Linked DNA regions of Homo sapiens: region 2 is linked to region 1. Evidence: read pairs that join two places in POLR2A ChIA-PET (ENCODE). Cell type or tissue: Caco-2. All regions are shown on one strand.

Region 1 (2,500 bases):
TGTTTTTAAGTTATGTTTGCTTTTTAATGCATATTACTTAGTTTAAGAGAGTCTACAGATCTTTACAGGGGTTGTGTAGATTTCAATGTCAGGAATACTGAGCAAGATCTGGTACTTGCAGAAAATAAAATGGGTCATCCAGAGGCAGCCAAATGAGCCAAGAGACATACTGTATCATCCCTCATTCACGGTTTAAAGCCAGAGGACTGTGTCTCTTCAGTAGAGAGGTCATTACACAAAAGAACAAAAAGATGAGGACAAAATGCCAATTCTTGCAAAATTACTTTCTTTGCAAGGAAGCTCATTTAAAATTCCATACCCTTCTTGACTTTTCCACTCCTGACTAGAGTGGACCTAGGGAAAGAAAAAGGGATGGCAGAGGAGTTGAGAAAATGGGTTCCAATCAGAAAATGCCAGAGAAGCGATTTGGCATAAAGTATTCAATTCTTTCCTTGGCTGATCTGATTAAGTTGAATAGAAGAGTCAAGAAAGATGACATATATGTCACTGAGTAGGGAGGTGTGTTAACAGATACACAATCACCAAAGACCTGGTCCATCAGCCCCAAAAGGCCGGAAGATTGCATCTATTATTTCCTTAGTCCTTTTCTGGGAGAAACCTCACCCTTCCCTGAAGGGTGAGGGTGATGAGTACAGCACTCTTTGGACAATTACTCATTTAACAAAGCATTTCCCAGTCCCTTTGCATTTCAGTAGGTGGAAATGAGGATATCATCATAAATGTCCATGCTTCACTCTGTTTAGTGGCTGAGTCTCATCTTGGAACCCTTGAATGAACTGAAACAAAAAAACAGATCATCGTCTGACTGCATTTTAAACACGTGGTGCTATTCTAAGTGGAAATTGTCTAGTTTAAACGGCTCTCCCAATGTTATCTTCAAAGAATGCACAAATCTATTTTCCTCCTATGCTTGAAATTGATTAATGTTGAAATACAGTCATTCATCTTCAAGACGGAGAAGATTTAGAAACTGAAAGCTTTTTAAGCGAAGATTCAAAACTTAATGGGAGGTGTTTTCTGCTCTAAGGGTGTATCTGATTTTCCTAGATATAGTTTTATCATCATCAAAACTGTGTGTACTTGAGTGGATAATATAAAAAGAAAGTTAGCCACTTATAAGATGTCTATCTTCAAAAGCTGGCAAGATATAAATAATATAAATTGTGCATATAAACAAATAACTATGGTAATTCAAACAACACACTAACGACTCCACTAACAGATATAGTCATTTATTTTTAAGTCAGCCTCAAAAATATACATTTGTATCTTTCATAGACTTTTCCCAAGCTTTTCATATTTTCTCCCATTTTAGTTACTGGCACGTTTTTCCATTGTGCCATTCATGCAAGAAGGCTGAGAATAATTCTAGGCTCTTTCATCTCACCTCTTACATTCAATCTTTCACCACGTCCTATTAGTTCTACTGCCTAGAAATCTTTTCAAATTCCACTTCTGATGCTTTATCCTCTGCCTTTACACCTTCTCTCCTGGAATTCCTCAATAGCTTTCTACTTTCTCTAGCTCCCTATATTTAATCCATCCACAATATAACCACAACCAAATTTCTAAATAAAGACGTGATTGACTTAAAGACCTTCAGTCATGCTATTACATTGACAGTCAAGCCAAAACGCCTTTCCACTGGGAGTAATGCCTGTTTCTTTCCATCTTCCCTCTCTAGCCATCATCTTTCCATATGCAGCAAGAACTCTAGGAACATTAAACTTCCTGCAGTTTCTTAAATGTGCTACACATGGTTTGTCCCTGATATCTTTAATTATACCTTCTCTGAAGATTAACTAAAGAAAGTTATTTTTCATTTCCCTCCTCTCCATTAAATGCATTCCTACCCACGCATATCTTCATATTCATGAAGACCTTTTATTCTTTGTTCAACCCTGAACTCAAATGTTTCCCCTTTCAGAAGCATTCTATGCTATGTCCGGAAGACTTTCTGTGTTCCCTCAACAAAGGGTTTCTACTTCTTCTTCATCACATACTACTTTCTCCAGTCTATTATCGATGAACATTTAGGTTGATTCCATGCCTTTGCTGTTGTGAATAGTGCTGCAGTGCGCATTTACATGCATGTGTCTTTATAGTAGGATGATTTATATTTTTCTGGGTATATACCCAGTAATGGAATTGCTGGATTGAATGGTAGTTCTGCTTTTAGCTCTTTGAGGAATCGCCATACTGCTTTCCAATGGTTATATTCCCACCAACAGTGTATACGGGTTTCCTTTTCTCCACAATCTCAGCATCATCTGTTATTTTTTGACTTTTGAGTAATAGCTATTCTGACTGGTGTGAGATGGTATCTCATTGTAGTTTTGATTTGTGTCTGTTTAATGATTACTGATGTTGAGCACTTTTTCATATGCTTGTTGGCTAAGTGTTACGTCCTCTTTTGAAAAGTGTCCGTTTATGTCCTTTGCCCACCTTTTAATGCAGTTGTTTGCTTTTTGTTTGTAAA
Region 2 (2,500 bases), 100 kb after region 1:
TAAATGGACTAAGCCCTCCAATGTAGGGAAATAGTGGCTGAATGGATAAAAAAACAAGACCCAACAATTTGTTGTCTACAAGAAACATACAACCTATGGAGGCACACATTAACTGAAAATAAAAGGATAGAAAAAATATTCTATGCAAATGGGTGCAGGAAAAGAGTAGTACTAGCTATACCTTATATTACACAAAATAGATGTCAAAACAAAACCTATAGGAGATGAAGGTCATTATATAATGATAAGTCAATTCAGCAAGAGGATATAATAATTGTAAATATATATGCATCCAACACTGAAGCACCCGGATGTATAAAGCAGATATTATTAGAGCTAAAGAAAGAGATGGACCTCAATATAATAATAGCTGGAGACTTTAACACTCCACTTTCAGCATTGAACAGATCAGCCAGACAGAAAATAAACACAGAAACATCAGACTTAATCTGCACAATAGACCAAATGGACCTAATAGATGTTCACAGAACATTTCATACAATGGCTGCAGAATATACATCTTTTCCTCAGCACAATAATCACTCATAGCATTCATTATTGTTGCCTACAGGTTCTGGAGAGGTGACTAGGGACTGGCACAGACCTTTAGCACAGTGCAGTCACCCGATGGAAAAGGGGCCAAATTGCCTTCCATACAGTTTCCTGTCCTCACATCTCACGGGCAGGGCCACCCAACCTGGGACTCCAGCACAACCACTCTGCTACCAACTGATCACTTCAATCAGAGGCAGCTCCACATTTCTCTAAGGAGGAAATCCTAGAGTCAACCCACAACTCCCCTGCCACTGCAGCTGCAGTGGTACTGCCATAACTGCCCTCAAGCTGTGGAAGAAACAAAGAACCTAGTCACTAGCACCTCCAGCACACAGCAACCACCATACAGAGACCAATACAGTCCCTCTACCCTGGGAATGCCCATCCCCCACTCTTTATCAAGCAGGAATCCTGGTTCAGAACCACAGAACAGCTACCCCACCCACAGCTGAGCATACCCAATGGTAGTGATTCTGAGTTTCCCTGGGGAGAGGCTCCCAGAGGCAATCAGTAGCCCCTCTGCCACTGCCACAGCAGCAGTTTTGCCCCTGCTGCCCTCAGTCTGGGGAAGAAATAAAGAGCCTGAGGGCTACACCAAGCATACAGCATGCCACAGTCACCATAAAGAGGAGAGACCAGTTTTTCTTCCTGGAGCCGTCAAGCCCCACCCCCCTTATCAAGCTGACCTCCCAGCTCAGGCTAGCAGTGCAGCTGCCCTGCCCTCTAGCTGAATACTTTCAGTACCAGTGACTGTGTTTCTTGGAGGTGGAGCTCCAAGGGGCAACTGAAAGCCCCTTGGCCACTGCCTCTGCAGTGGTACTGCCCCTGCTTCCCTCCCACTGGGCAAAGAACCAAGACTCTAAGTTCCTTATCCACCCTTCCAGCAAGCTGCAGTTTCCCTAAGGAAAAAAGGCCTGTCTCTCACAGGTCCCACCCCACTGCCCATTACCAGGCACCTGCTCCCCACTACCTAGCTGGGACCCACAGTGCAGCCCACCATCCCAGGCCAATCATACTGACTGATTGCAGCTCTGCATCTTTCTGGGGCACAACCACTGCTAAAGCCCCTTCCTGTGCTGCCTCCAATTTGGGGAGGGAACAGAAACCCTGACATCACCTCACAACTGCGCTGTGTAGCCCAGGAGTACTAAAGTAGTAATCTGCAGCCAGCACTCAAGTGGGGGAGTAGCCCACACATTCAGACCTTTAAGAGAGAGCAGAAGTGCAACTGTGAGGAAATACAGAAGAGCCATATAACTGAGCAAGAGCCTATCTACTGACCATTATGCTTAAGTGCCACCTACTGGATCACACCCCACAACTTCAACACCAAAAATACTTCACTAACACAGTTCTCAGTGAAACCAATGACAAGAAGTCAGCTACAAATAAAGACTTTGCATAAAGCCTCAGGCCTCTGAAAACATCCGCAAAAGAAGCCTACTCACTGTACCTGATTTACACTGCAGTTAAACGAACACCCAAACATGCAGAAGAGAAAAAAACAATACAAAAACTCAAAAGGCCAGACTTCTTCTGTCCTCCAAATGACTACATCAGTTCTCCAGAAAGGGTTGCTAACCAGGCAGATATAGCTAAAATGACAGAAATAGAATTCAGAATATGGATAGAAATAAAGATCAGTGAGATTCAAGAGTACATCCAAAACCAATCCAAAGAATCTATGAATCACAATAAAATGATACAGCAGCTGACAAACAAAATAGCTACTATAAAAAAACTAACAGACCTGATAGAGCTAAAAAATACACTACAAAAATTTCCTAATGCAATCACAAGTATTAATAGCAGAATAGACCATGCAGAGGAAAGTATCTCAGAGCTTGAGGACTGGATTTCTGAAATAATACAGTCAGACACAAAGAAAAAAAAGAATGAATAGAAATGAACAAAACCTCCAAGAAATATGGGATTCTGTAAAAAG

The links. ChIA-PET counts read pairs that join two places held together with the same protein. Peaks named below come from ENCODE experiments on the same cell type or tissue, not always from the same donor. Only the 100,000 strongest peaks of a DNase experiment are listed, where the experiment ranks them.
Region 2: POLR2A ChIA-PET joins it to region 1 with 5 read pairs; 2 of 35 experiments call an interaction of 5 or more read pairs at or near these places.

Annotation. Positions count from the first base shown.
Region 1 is chr2:166,727,923-166,730,422 of GRCh38, reverse strand. No RefSeq gene overlaps it. Among named protein-coding and RNA genes, the nearest start is that of XIRP2, 160 kb to the left of the region's middle. In Caco-2, no CTCF peak of the experiment used is centred here; no DNase peak of the experiment used is centred here.
Region 2 is chr2:166,627,391-166,629,890 of GRCh38, reverse strand. No RefSeq gene overlaps it. Among named protein-coding and RNA genes, the nearest start is that of SCN7A, 130 kb to the right of the region's middle. RefSeq lists an enhancer at 857-1,357. In Caco-2, no CTCF peak of the experiment used is centred here; a DNase peak (open chromatin) is centred at 1,210.